3 separate regions of the Homo sapiens genome follow, and regions 1 and 3 are each linked to region 2. A link is an interaction called in ENCODE POLR2A ChIA-PET data of the cell type or tissue named here. Cell type or tissue: GM12878. All regions are shown on one strand.

The links. Peaks named below come from ENCODE experiments on the same cell type or tissue, not always from the same donor. Only the 100,000 strongest peaks of a DNase experiment are listed, where the experiment ranks them.
Region 1: POLR2A ChIA-PET joins it to region 2 with 5 read pairs; 1 of 35 experiments calls an interaction of 5 or more read pairs at or near these places.
Region 3: POLR2A ChIA-PET joins it to region 2 with 5 read pairs; 4 of 35 experiments call an interaction of 5 or more read pairs at or near these places.

Annotation. Positions count from the first base shown.
Region 1 is chr17:16,964,714-16,969,713 of GRCh38, forward strand. The region is part of intron 1 of TNFRSF13B (TNF receptor superfamily member 13B); the gene reads right to left. Among named protein-coding and RNA genes, the nearest start is that of TNFRSF13B, 4.9 kb to the right of the region's middle. RefSeq lists an enhancer at 1-119. In GM12878, no CTCF peak of the experiment used is centred here; a DNase peak (open chromatin) is centred at 108; H3K4me3 peaks cover 4,636 bases; H3K27ac peaks cover 5,000 bases.
Region 2 is chr17:16,227,219-16,232,218 of GRCh38, forward strand. All of the region lies in intron 1 of PIGL (phosphatidylinositol glycan anchor biosynthesis class L), which reads left to right. Among named protein-coding and RNA genes, the nearest start is that of PIGL, 13 kb to the left of the region's middle. In GM12878, no CTCF peak of the experiment used is centred here; a DNase peak (open chromatin) is centred at 2,483; H3K27ac peaks cover 585 bases.
Region 3 is chr17:16,150,285-16,155,284 of GRCh38, forward strand. NCOR1 (nuclear receptor corepressor 1) reads right to left here. Exons shown (of 46, transcript NM_006311.4): 7 at 3,055-3,111; 8 at 1,662-1,714. SNORD163 (small nucleolar RNA, C/D box 163) reads right to left here and starts at 2,912; the gene lies at 2,849-2,912. In GM12878, no CTCF peak of the experiment used is centred here; no DNase peak of the experiment used is centred here.

The DNA of each region.
Region 1 (5,000 bases), 740 kb after region 2:
TCTGTTTGTGAAATGGGGACAGCCACTTCTACCCATCATAATTTTCACCTCCTGCCAGCTCATGTTGAAAACGGATTCGCCATGGTTCAGTGACCCAGAGTGTGCCGGAGTGAAGTGCCCGTGGTGGGGAAAGCACGGCTGAGTCATCTTGGGAAGGACTCTGGCTGTGCACAACCTCAGTTTTCCTGACCTGTAAAATGGACACTCTAGACTTTCTTTTGTAGATCTTCTCAAGGGTGTGTACATGACAAGCATGTAACTGGCCCAAGACATGGCTGCTGCTACTGGTATAATAACTACCAGTAGTGATATAAATAGTATGAAATATAATGGGTTAATAGTTATCATTTTATAATAATTTATAATAATGTAAAATAATTTTAATATTAGTGATAATTAACATTTTCTTTTGTAGAGACAGGGTCTTGCTCTGTCTCTACAAAATTACAGTGGTGCAATCATAGCTCACTGCAGCCTTGAACTCCTGGGTTCAAGTGATTCTTTCCCCTCAGCTTCCCAATTAGCTAAGACAACAGCTGTGAGCCCCTGTGCCCAGCCAATGATAATCATTAATAATGATAGTAGCATCAAATTAGTGCTCTGGGCTGGGGGAACTACCCCCAGAACCTGAACTCCCAGAACCCACTGCTGGGTGACATTTCTTGTTGGTAATGTGACATTTCAGGGTATAGCCATTCTGCCTCCCCGTACTGTCTCATTTGTCTCTGAATCCAGTGCCTTCCAAGATAGCAGGCACACAGCAGGTGCTGGATAAATGCTAATCAGTAGCTGGATATAGTTGTACTCAGTAAAGACTTGCGGAAGGAAAAGCAAGCCGCATTCTTGCACTGTGCTGATAGACAGCTGGGCAGGGATCATACTGAGTTTCAGCAGCAGCTCCCTCCCTGCCTGCATCTCCTCCATCCAGGGAGGATGCAGGGAGAGGTGGCCTGGTGGGGAAAGGTGAAAGTCCTGGGTGTTGCTTTCAACACTTGGGAGAGAGGATTCTTGGCACAAAGTGACTGGGCCAGAAACGAGCACAGGAAATAATTTCCCTCAGATCGAAAAGCAACCCGCTAAAATATTTAAATGTGAAAAGAATAAAAACATGTAAATTTAATAGAGAAGAAACCATTTCATAATTTTTTTACATCATCAAAGTGTGAAAGGTCTTTCTAACTATGACCCAAAATCTCTAAAAGAAAAGACGCATAACATAGAATCCACAAAACAACAGGCAAACAAAAAAACTTTTTTATGGCTGGATGCGGCGGCTCATGCTTGTAATCCCAGCACTTTGGAGCCCGAGGTGGGTGGATCACCTGAGGTCAGGAGTTCGAGATCAGTTTGACCAATATGAGGAAACCTTGTCTTTACTAGAAATACAAAAATTAGCTGGGCATGGTGGTGTGCGCCTGTAATCCCAGCTACTCAGGAGGCTGAGGCAGGAGAATCTCTCGAACCCAGTTGGGGGAAGTTGCAGTGAGCCGAGATTGCACCACTGCACTCCAGCCTACGCAACAGAGTGAGACTCCATCTCAAAAAAAAAAACACCAAAAAAACAAAAACAAAAAACGACAACAACAAAAACCCCAAAACTTCTCTATGACAACAAACACCCAATTCCAAAGACATATGAAAAACAGGCACAAAACCTTTGCAACTCAGATCTAAAGAATAAGCAGAAAAATAAAGAGCTACCCATGAGAAAAATGGGCAAAGGTCATGAATAGACAGTTCACAGTCAGGGAAATACAACATAAGGATGCTTGGTCTCATTCAAAAGAGACAGGCAAATTCAAACTACACTGATACCATATTCATGCTGAGATTGTTAAAACTCCAAAAGTTTAGTAAAACCTTCTATTGGCAGAGCCTGTGGGGAGAGTGGCATTCTTATTCATTGTGGAAGGAGAGTAAATAGAAATAACCCCCATGGAGGGTAATTTGGCAACATTTGTCAAAATTACTGATGGATTTACCCACTGACCCAGTGATTAAACTTTGAAATTTATCCCGAAGTGTGAAATGATAAATTTATTACAGCAACATTTTTTTTTTTAGTATATGTGCTGCCGAAGTGAGCACAACATTTGGTTTTTTTTGTTTTTTCTTTTTCTTTTTTCTTTTTTTTTTTTTTTTTGAGATGGAGTCTCACTCTGTCTCCCAGGCTGGAGTGCAGTGGTGCGATCTCGGCTCACTGAAACTTCTGCCTCCTGGGTTCAAGCGATTCTCTTGCCTCAGCCTTCCGAGTAGCTGGGATTACAGGCACTCGCCAGCATGCCTGGCTAATTTTTGTATTTTTAGTAGAGATGGGGTTTCACCATGTTGGCCAGGCTGATCTGGAACTCCTGACTTCAGGTTATCTGCCCACCTCAGACTTTCAAAGTGCTGGGATTACAGGTGTGAGCCACCACGCCTGGCCAATTGCAGCAACATTTGTAATAGCAGAAGATTAAAAGTAACCCAACATCCATCAGCAGGGAATTGACTGAGTAAATTACAGTACATTTATACACTAGATTGTTCTGTAGCTATCAACAAAAGTAATGAGGAAGCTCTCTGTATGTTGCTGTGGAAAGAACAGCAAGGCATATTAACTAAAAAACAAAAATAAAAACAAAACAAGGTATATAACGGCATGGCTCATAGGCCCTGTTTTTGTTTTGGAGGTTATTTTTGAAAAAAGGGGGAAATTCTAATCATATTTGTAAATGGTCATGTATACATTAAAAAATTGTGTTAAAAATAAGAAACCAGGCCGGGCGCAGTGGCTCACACCTGTAATCCCAGCACTTTGGGAGGCCGAGGCTGGCGGATCACGAGGTCAGGCTAACCTGACCTAACATAGTGAAACCCCGTCTCTACTAAAAATATATAAAAAAAAAATTAGCCGGGCATGGTGGTGGGTGCCTGTAGTCCCAGCTATTCAGGAGGCTGAGGCAGGAGAATGGCGTGAACCCAGGAGGCGGGGCTTGCAGTGAGTGGGGATCACGCCACTGCACTCCAGCCTGGGCGACAGAGTGAGACTCCGTCTCAAAAAAAAAAAAAAAAAAAAAGAAAGAAAGAAAAAAAAAAGAAACCAAACACACTATTTTAAGGAAAATATTTAAGAAAAAATTTAATAAAAGAAATGCAAGAAGGCCAGGCATGGTGGCTCACGCCTGTAATCCCAGCACTTTGGGATGCCGAGGTGGGTGGATCACGAGATCAGGAGATTGAGACCATCCTGGCTAACACGGTGAAACCGCATCTCTACTAAAAAAAAATACAAAAAATTAGCCGGGTGTGGTGGCGGATGCCTGTAGTTCCAGCTACTCGGGATGCTGAGGCAGGAAAATGGCATGAACCCGGGAGGCGGAGCTCGCAGTGAGCCGAGATCGCACCACTGCACTCCAGCCTGGGCGACAAGAGCGAAACCCTGTCTCAAAAAAAAAAAAAAAGAAAAAAGAAAGGAAAAGAAATGCAAGACATACATGAAAACTAAAAAACATTGCTGAAGGAAATTAAGGATTTAAATAAATGGAAAGCCATCCCATGCTCATGGATTGAAAGAAAACAAAGCATAGTTGGAAGACTCATGTTTCCCTACTTCAAAACTTATTGCAAGGCAATGCTAATTAAGATAGGGTGGTACTGGCATCAGACAGGCATAAATCAACAGAATATAATTGAGAGCCCAAAAATAAAGCCTAACAGTTATGATCAATGGATTTTCAACAAGGATACCCAGACTATTCAATGGGAGAAAGAATAGTGTTTTCAAAAATGATGCTGGGTCAACTGGGTATTCACATACAAAAGAATGAATTTGGACCATTATCTCACACCACACACAAACATTAACTCAAAGTAGATCATAGACTTACATGTAAGAGCTAAAACCACAGAACTCATAGAAGAAAACATAGAAGTAAATCTTCATGATTTGAGGCTAGGCAGTGACACCAAATGTGCGTGTGATAGAAGAGAAGATTGATCAAAATTGGACTTAATCAAATGAAAAACTTTTGTGTTCCAAAGCAAATCATGAAGAAAGTAAAAAGACAATTCACTAACTTGGAGAAAATAGGTTCAAATATTATACCTGAAAAGGAGCTTGTATCCAAAATATATAAAGAATGCTTATAACAGAATAATGAAAAGGCAACCCAATTTTTATATGGGCTAAATATTTCAATAGGCATTTTCCCCAAAAAAACCATATAAATGGCTAAAGAAGCACATGAAAAGATGCTTAACATCATTTGTCACTAGGGAAATGCAAATCCAAACCACAGTGAGATACCACCTCACACCCCTTGGGATGGCTAGAATGAGAAAGACAGTCAATGACAAATGTCGGTGAAGATGTGGAGAAATTGGAACCCTCATGCATGAAGTGAATTATAAAATAGTGCAGCTGCTTTGGAAAGCATTTTGCAGTTCCTTAAAATGTTAAACATAGAATTTATCATATGACCCAGCAATTCCACTTGTAGGTATCTATCTACTTAAGAGAAATGAAGACATGTTCACCCAAAACTTGAATCCAAAAGTTCATAGAAGCTTTCTTAATAATCACAGTGACAAAAAAAGTAGAAACAACCCAAATGTCCATCCACCGATGACTGGAAAAGCCACATGACATATCCATAAAGTGGAATGTTACTTGGCCACAAAACTGAAGCAAGTACTGATACCTGCTACAACATGGACGGCCCTTGAAAACATTATGCCAAGTGGAAGCAGCTAGTCACAATACATCACATATGATTCCATTTATGGAAAATGTCCAAAACAGGCAAATCTATAGAGACAGAGAGTAGATTAGCCTGGGGCTAGGGAGGAATGAAGACTGACAAAGTTTCTTTTTGGGGTCATCAAAATCTTCCAAAATTAGCTTATGGTGATGGTTGCACAACTCTGTAAATATACTAAAAACACAGACTTGTATGCTTTACACAGGTGAATTTCATGGCATGTAAGTTATATGTAAATAAAGCTGCTTATTCTAGGGG
Region 2 (5,000 bases):
CTGCCTCAGCTTCCCAAGTAGCTGGGATTACAGGCGCGTGCCACCATCATGACCAGCTAATTTTGGTATTTTTGTAGAGCCAGGGTTTCACCATGTTGGCCAGGCTAGTCTCAAACTCCTGACCTCAAGTAATCCGCCTGCCTTGGCCTCCCAAAGTGCTGGGATTACAGGCGTGAGCCACCTCACCCAGTGAAAGGTAGCAATTTCATTAGTAAGAGTCGATATGAATGCAATCCTTTTGGGAATAATGAGAAATGACACTACTCGCAAGTATGGCTATATTGGCTGATAATATAGCATGTGACAATGTTTCTTGATCTGCAGAGATATGAGCTCATTTTTCTTTTTAATTTTCTTTTCTTTTTTTTTTTTTTTTTTTGAGATGGAGTTTCACTCTTGTTGCCCAGGCTGGAGTACAATGGCATGATCTCGGCTCACTGCAACCTCTGCCTCCCAGGTTCAAGCGATTTTCCTGCCTCAGCCTCCCAAGTAGCTGTGATTACAGGCATGTGCCACCATGCCCGGCTAATTTTGTATTTTTAGTAAAGACTGGGTTTCTCCATGTTGGTCAGGCTGGTCTCGAACTCCCGACCTCAGGTGATCCACCCACCTTGGCCCCCCAAAGTTTGGGATTACAGGCATGAGCCACTGCACCCAGCCTTTTTAATTTTTTTCTCTTAGTGATCTTTTAAAGACAACTTCTGTTTTATAGGGATAACGCCTATAATCCCAGCAATTTCATAATTGAAAGATTTTATTCATTGAAAATCCAGTTTTTAATATTATTTAAATTGTGGTAAGACATACATAACAAGAACTTACCATTTTAAACTTTTTTTTTTTTTTTTTTGAGATGGAGTTTCACTCTTGTTGCCCACACTAGAGTGCAATGGCATGATCTCGGCTCACTGCAACCTCCGCCTCCCAGGTTCAAGCAATTCTCCTACCTCAGCCCCCTGAATAGCTGGGATTACAGGCACCCACCACCACCATGCCCGGCTAATTTTTTTATATTTTTATTAGAGAATGGAGTTTCACCATGTTGGCCAGGCTTGTCTTGAACTCCTGACCTGAGGTGATCCACCTTCCTCGGCCTCCCAAAGTGCTAGGATTACAGGCGTGAGCCACTGCGCCCAGCGATTTTATTTTATTTTATTTCTTTATTTATTTTATTTTATTTTTTTGAGACGGAGTCTTGCTCTGTCGCCCAGGCTGGAGTGCAGTGGCGCGATGTACGCTCACTGCAAGCTCCGCCTCCCGGGTTTACTTACACCATTCTCCTGCCTCAGCCTCCCGAGTAGCTGGGACTACAGGCTCCCGCCACCACGCCCGGCTAATTTTTTGTATTTTTAGTAGAGACGGGGTTTCACCGTGTTAGCCAGGATGGTCTCGATCTCCTGACCTCGTGATCCGCCCGCCTTGGCCTCCCAAAGTGATGGGATTACAGGCGTAAGCCACCACGCCCGGCGATTTTAAACATTTTTAAGTGTTCAATTCCATGGCAGTAAGCACTTTCATAGTATTATGTAACCATCACCACTATTTCATCATCCCAAATAGAAACTCTATACCTGTTTAGCATTCCTTTTCCCCTCCTCTCCCAAGCCTCTGGTAACCACCATTCTTTCTATCTCTATGAATTTGTCTATTCTAGGTAACTCGAATAAGTGGAATCATACAATAATTGTTATTTTATGCCTGGCTTATGCTAATTAGCATACTGTTTTCAAAGTTCATCCATATTGTGGCATGTATCAGAACTTCATTTCTGGTTGAGCTCAGTGGCTCACACCTGTAATCCCAGCACTTTGGGAGGCTGAAGTGGAAGGATCCCTTGAGACCAGGAGTTCAAGACCAGTCTGGACAACATAGTGAGATTTCGTCTTTACAAAAAATAAAAATAAAAAAATTAGCCAGTCTGGGTGGCGAGTGCCTATAGTCCCAGCTACTTGGGAGGCTGAAGTGGGAGAATCCCTTGAATCCAGGAGGTCAAGGCTGCAGTAAGCTCTGATCAGTCTGCTGCATTCCGGCCTGGGTGACAGAGCAAGTCCCTGTCTCAAAAAAAAACTTCATTTCTTTTTATGGCTTTATTAATATTCCATTGTGTATATATACATACATATATATATGTATGTATATATACCACATTTTGTTTATCATTCATCTAATGATAGGCACTTGGGTTATTTCCAATTTGGGGCTATTATGAATAATGCTTCTATGAACATTGGTGTACAAGTATTTATTTGAGTACCGGTTTTCCTTTTTTTTTTTTTTTTTTTTGAGTATAATTGCTGAGACATATGGTAATTCTGTATTTAAATTTTTTGAGAATTGACAAACTGTTTTCTGCAGCAACTGTACAGTTTTACGTTGCCACCAGCAATGAACTATGGTTCCAGTTTCTCCACATCTTTGTCAGCATTTGTAATTTTCCATTTTTTGGACTATAGCCATCCTAGTAAGTGTGCAGTGATGATGTCACATTGTGGTTTTGATTTTCATTTCCCTGATGACTAAGGATGATGAGCATCTTGCATCTTTTCACATGCTTATTGGCCATCTATATATCTTCTTTAGAGAATACCTATTCAAGTCCTTTGCCCATTTTCTGATTCTAGTTTCATTTTAAAGTCATGATTTTTTTTTTTTTTTTTTTTTTGAGACGGAGTCTCGCTCTGTCACCAGGCTGGAGTGCAGTGGCACGATCTCAGCTCACTGCAACCTCCACCTCCTAGGTTCAAGAGATTCTCCTGCCTTAACCTCCCGAGTAGCTGGGACTACAGGCGTGTGCCCACCATGCCCAGCTAATTATTGTATTTTTAGTAGAGATGGGGTTTCACTATGTTGGCCAGGATGGTCTCAATCTCTTGACCTCGTGATCCACCTGCCTCGGCCTCTCAAAGTGCTGGGATTACAGGCATGAGGCACTGTGCCTGGCCAAGTCATGATTTCTTAGACTGGGTTCTGTGGACACATCCTAATAGAAGAGGATCTAGCTCTCTTAGTTTCAGCTTCCTTTGGGAACCCAGGCCTCTGGGCTCCAGTAACACTGCCTCCTTCCTTTACCTTGCCAACCGAGGGTTGGTAGTCACTTCTTGCTATCTCTAAACTCTGGGTTACTTCACTGTTCCTTTTGTCCCTTAGATCCTCCCTCAGTTATGCGTCAAAATCTTTGCATTAAATTCTTGCTGTTGTAACTATTTGATGTGGTTTCTGTTACCCCGAATAGATCTTGACATAGCATCTAAATTCCCTCATTTTATAGGGGAAGAAACTTGTACCATTTTGTCTTCCAAATACATTTTAGAATTACTTGGTCATGTTAAAGGAAAAACATTGCAGCTATTCCTTCCCATAACATACTTCTCAGTCGTAACTAGCAATCTAGCAGTCATAATCACTTTTTTTTTTTTTTGAGATGGAGTCTCACTCTGTTACCAGGCTGGAGTGCAGTGGCACAGTCTCAGCTCACTGCAACTTCTACTTCCTGGGTTCAAGCTTTTCTCCTGCCTCAGCCTCCCAAGTAATTACAGGCTAGGATTACAGGCCTGAGCCACCGTGGCCAGCCTCATAATCACATTTAATACAAAATAAAGTCACGTTGTAAAGACTCAAATTTATACATCACAATGTATAAAGGTAAAAATTTTATTTTTAAAGAATAAAATTACAAAAATTAAAGAATTTCTCCAAATTCATATAGTTAGTAAAAAGACAGATAGTGTTGGGACCATGATGCCTTCATGCCCAGTCCATTTCTTGTTCTAACAAATTAAAACTTCCCGGGTTGGAGTGGGAGAGGAGCTTTTTTCCTTTATATGGTTTTTTTTTTGGTTTTGGTTTTTCTTTTTTTTTTTTTTTTTTTTTTGGTAGAGAGAGGTCTTGCTATATTCCCCAGCCTGGTCTTGAATTCCTGGCCTTAAACAGTGTGCCCGCCTTCCAAAGTGCTAGGAGCTGGGATTACAGGCATGAGCCACCACACCCAGCTTCTTACTGATTTATTTTCTTTTCTTTTTTTTTTTTTTTTTTGAGACACAGGGTCTCACATTGTCACCCAGGCTGTAGTGCAGTGGTGTGGTCATGGTTCACTATAGCCTCAAAATCCCAGGCTCAAGCGTTCCTCCCACTTCAGCCTCCCGAGTCAGTGGGACTACAGGCGTGAGCCACCATGCCCAGCTAATTTTTAAAATTTTTCTTTTGTGAAAACAGGGTCTCACTATGTTGACCAGGCTGGTTTTGAACTCCTGGCCTCAAGTGATCCTCTTGCCACAGCCTTCCAAAGTGCTGGGAATACAGACATGAGCCACTATGCCCAGCTTTGATTTTTTTTTAACCATATAAATCTATTACCTATTTAGAATAAACTAATTTTAAATTTTTTAAGTAAAATAAAATGTTTACCCTTATAAATTATGATGTATAAATTTGAGTCTTTACAAAATGTCTTTACTTTGTATTAAATGTGATTATGATTGCTAGTTATGACTGAGAAGTATGTTATGGGAAGACTACTAAGCATACAATTGTGCATGAGCTTATACACAAACACACACATAATGTAGTTCTACATCTAGAAATTACATTAATTTTATTATTTTCTGTTTCCTAGAATAATGGTCTCAAACTCTTTGGTCACATTTTCCTATCAGTAAAAAATGTTGAGTTTTTTTATTTATTTACAATATATCATAAGTATATGGACTAATGTGTACATTAAAAACATTAACAAAAACTTACATTTATAAAAAACAAGGTAAACAAATTAGGGGGAGATGGCTGAGCACTGTGGCTCACTCCTGTAATCCCTTCACTTTGGGAGGCAGAGGTGGGTGGATCACCTGAGGTCAGGAGTTCAAGACCAGCCTGGCCAACATAATGAAATCCCGTCTCTACTAAAAATACAAAAATTAGCCAGGCGTGGTGGTGGGCACCTGTAAACCCAGCTACTTAGGAGGCTGAGGCAAGAGAATCGCTTGCACCTGAGAGGCGGAGGTTGC
Region 3 (5,000 bases), 77 kb before region 2:
GCAGGAGCTGGCTATATGAAAAAGTAGCCAAGAGATGAAAAGAATTATTAAAATGTACATTTGCTATTTCATACAAAGCAAATGACGGTGATGAAAGAATAGCTACTGAATGACTCATACAGATGCATGCAGCTGAGGAAATATTCCAAAAGGTGTCGTACAGGGAAGCATTACCATATACTCAGTTTGCTATAATTTTAAGTATACGTTACTCAAAAGCAAATGACAATCAACAAATACAATCTTAAATGTTTCCTAGGAATTTAAATGAAGTCAGCCAGTCAGTAGTCCATCTAGGATAGTGTGCTGAGCACTAAATAGGCAATGTAGATGACATGAAATAAATCGGACAGAGCTGCTCTCCAGACTGTATCAGGAGAAACAGGACACAACACAAACATAACACTGAGGCTTTGTGGGAAAAAAAAAAAAAAGTCATTAAGTAGCCAACTAGATCTTATCTGCTCTTCTACTCTTTAAAAATGTTAAAACAGCTAAGCAGTTCCAAAGCAAGGTATATTATATGTGAGTTTTGACTAACTTACTTCTAAGGGTTCTCAAGATCATAGTAGCATCTCACAGAAAAATTGACAAATACATAACTTTTATTATGAACCACTTACTTAACAAAAGTTAAAATTATTCAAATTCAATTGTTTTCATGCATACTACCATGCAAATTATATTTGCCACCAGTTCTGCAAAGTAGTCAATAATTGCACATACTCTCAGTTAAGAAATTTTTAAAAAGAAAAAAATAAATATATATATATAAAATAAATAGCAATGTGCTCATTAGTAACCATACTAGTAAATAATTATGTTCTGCTTATACTTAATAAAACATATAAAGTAGAAATATCACATTTTTGTCACAAACTAAGAATAATGCACCTAAAATTCTCTTAAAGTATAATTTTTTTTTTAAAAAAAAGATATCTATCTAGCTTCCTCTCTTACTTCAATCAGATCAAGAAATTAGATTTTCTTTTCACTTATTTTCTTATTCCAAAATCTGCATCCATAAAGGCCTGGTACTAGGATGAGCAAGGCTAAGCAAACTACATTCTGGAGCAGCCTCGTCACCCACAAGGTGACTGAGCGCTTCCAAGGCACCAGGACATTAAATGGCAGAAGGGTCTACAAATACCGTCATTAGCAAGAGTCATGGAAGGGATTTCCCTAGAATAGGATTTTGAATAATGATAAAATGATCCGTGGCACTTCTACTTTGCAATGGCAGATGTGGCTTGGTGGGGGACGGTGTCATCACTAGTCTTAAATGAAAAAGCTTCATTATCTTACTTCATCATGCGCCTTGCAGGTACTCCACTGAAAAAAAGACAAAACAGGAGGCAAAAAATTCAAGCCTCAAGGTAAGCCATTTCAATGTTAAGTATCCACCTTTTTTACTAGCAGATTATAAAACCAGCTAGTTTTATGCAATAATTTATTTCATTTTTTGGCCTCGGAAACTCAAAGCTGTTACCCCAACCCCCAAGAAGCCAGAGGAAGATAACATATAATAAAACGACAGCAAATTACACAAATCTAAAACATACCTACAATATATTATAATAATGTCAGCAGATAACAAAAATGATCTCTTTATAGAATATACGGTCTTTAATTGAAGAACTCCAAAGATGATCAATACTTACGTCTTGATGTTCTCATGGTACACCTTGGTATCTGATGGCTGGTTATACAGTGGCTATAAAAGAAATCAAATATTTATGTATAAAATGTTGTACATATGTCTATGAAGAGACAAAGAAACATAATTTTAATGTAAGCACAGGTAAAGTACTAATGGATCTACACAATAACATGCCCTACCAAAACCTCCAAACTTTTATTTTTTTATTTACTTATTTTTTTAAATTATACTTTAAGTTCTAGGGTACACGTGCACAACGTGCAGGTTTGTTACATATGTATACATGTGCTGTGTTGGTTTGCTGCACCAATTAACTCATCACTTACATTACGTATTTCTCCTAATGCTATCCCTCCCCCATGCCCCACCCCCTGACAGGCCCCGGTGTGTGATGTTCCCCGCCCTGTGTCCAAGTGTTCTCATTGTTCAATTCCCATCTATGAGTGGGAACATGCAGTGTTTGGTTTTCTGTCCTTGCGACAGTTTGCTCAGAATGATGGTTTCCAGCTTCATCCATGTCCCTACAAAGGACATGAACTCATCCTTTTTTATGGCTGCATAGTATTCCATGGTGTATATGTGCCACATTTTCTTAATCCAGTCTATCATTGATGGACATTTGGGTTGGTTCCCAGTCTTTGCTATTGTGAATAGTGCCGCAACAAACATACGTGTGCATGTGTCTTTACAGTAGCATGATTTATAATCATTTGGGTATATATCCAGTAATGGGATCGCTGGGTCAAATGGTATTTCTAGTTCTAGATCCTTGAGGAATTGCCACACTGTCTTCCACAATGGTTGAACTAGTTTACACTCCCACCAACAGTGTAAAAGCATTCCTATTTCTCCACATCCTCTCCAGCACCTGTTGTTTCCTGACTTTTTAATGATTGCCATTCTAACTGGTATGAGATGGTATCTCATTGTGGCAAAACCTCCTAACTTTTAGATTCCCTGAGTAACTGTTAATCCCATCTCCTGTCACTCCCATAATACAGTTTATAAATCCATTGTTTCCCATAAGTATATTTATGCACAGATTTTTAATTTCAAAGTATTAATACTCCCTAATACTAGGGAGTATTAACCATTGTCACTATTTTAACAGTAACATTCAAAGAGCTTTCTAATTCTGTTCTTAATTCTCATTCTGCCTGGAAGGATTAAATAGCTGCTCAAGCAAAAACAAGCTCAGGGTGATGTTTCTGCAAAGGTCTGCAAAGGTAACCAAGTTCACTCATCATTACTTTAAACTTCATCTCAAGCTACATCTCTGCTCAGCTACATCTCTCTTATCCCAAAATAAATGGATCATATTCCATCTTATCCCAAGAAAAACTACCACCAAAAATTAAAAAAAAAAATCACTGGAAATGAAAAAATTTACTTACCAGTTCAACTTTTGGGCCAAGACCTTCAAAAATTTTATGAGCTTCTTCTGCTTTTTTCTAGAGATAAAGACATTGTTGTATCATATAATTAAAAATTACATTATCTAAGTGCAAAATAATTATTTAGAAATATTTATCTAAGACTAATCTATAGATGAACTTATCCTTATTTCCAAATATCCTTCTTCTATATGACAGGCTGAAATATGCTCCAGTTATTTTTTATTTTTTCTTAATTTGTAGTTACAATGATAGAAAACTCTGAAATTGTATTGTCATAGCTTTCCTCACCAAATTCAGTCAAAACTTAACATTTGTATTGAAAGCAATGCCTGAATAATAGGTAAGTTTTAAAAAAGCAAACAATTATATTAAAAAACTGGAGAGAGGGAATGAAAATTCACTATTAGAAATAAATCCCCCAAACATTCTACATACTTTAACTCATATCATCTTTAATAGAAACTTAAAGCAATAAAATACCATAAAATGGCCACTCTTTACTATGGTGAGCAACATTGATCTCTTTGAAGAAAAGCTGTTAATGAGCTAATTTTCTAGTTACAAGGAATCCTTAGTAATAGCTGAACAACAAAGAAAACCGCTAATTTGAATTATTCAAAGTGCTCAGTAGTTAAAAAATGCTGAATTATATGTATTTGTAATATGCTATTTCCTTTTTTTTTTTTTTTTTTTTTTTTTATTTGAGACAGGGTCTCACTCTGTCGCCCAGGCTGGGACACAATGGCACGATCATAGCTCACTGCAGCCTCAACTTCCTGGACTCAAATAATGCCCCCATCTCAGTCTCCCAAAGCTCTGGGATTACAGGTGTGAGCCACAGCACCCAGTTGCTATTTTCAAAAGTAAAATAATCCAGACCAAAGTGTTACCTAGCAAAAATCTTCCCTTGCTAAGATTAATCTATCAATATTTTGGCAACAAAAATTTTAACTTAAGACCCTCATATGTTCGTAATACAATTTGTATTCTAAGTCTACAGATAGAAGTAAATAATTCTTCAACATATGTTCGGTATGTTCTATGTGCCAAGCACTCACTAGACACTAAGAAAATAATGAATAAGATAAGCCTTCCCACCACAGGAAGATGAGGGGTCTTGAAAGTCTTCCTAGAGAAAATGATACTTGAACTGGGGCTTGAGGTAACAGTGTGCTTGGCAGAAAAGACAAAACACGGGGCCACCTGACAGCAGGGGCAACATAGCGGGGTAAAGATATTGCTAACAAGGGAACATCCAAAACCTCTTCTGGTGGGATATTACTAAGAAAAGAGTATGGGGCAAGGGCCAGGCGGGTAAGCATGTAAACATCAATAAAGGCTTCGGCTATTCTGTATAAAGTGGGAAATCATAAAAAGGTTCTATTTGGAGAATCATTAAATGGGACGAAAATATGAAAGATGGGTTAGAAAGAAAGGACTGAAGCGTGAGACTCAATAACTATGTGGGAGATGAAGGCTCAAATTAAGCTAATGATAAAGGTAGAGGAAAGAAGCGTAAGACCAGACCAATATTTAGGAGGTGGGACTAACGCTCTTCACTGATTACCTCAACATACATGAAGTGGCAAAGAGAGAGAACTGGATAATTCCTAGGATGCTGGCCTAGATGACCAGAGGTGCTGGCACAGAATATACTTCCTACCATCACCCTTTTCTTTCTTCTGAAGTCACATTCTCTTGCAAATCAACCCGTCAAAATATAAACAAGGCAGGTCATGGTGGCTCACGCCTGTAATATCAACACTTTGGGAGGCCTAGGTAGGTGGATCACTTGAGTCCAGGAGTTCAAGACCAGCCTGCTAACATGGTGAAACCCCATCTCTACTAAAAATGCAAAAATTAGCCAGGCATGGTGGCATGTGCCTATAATCCCAGCTACTTGGGAGGCTGAGGCGGGAGAATCACTTGAACCCGGGAGGTGG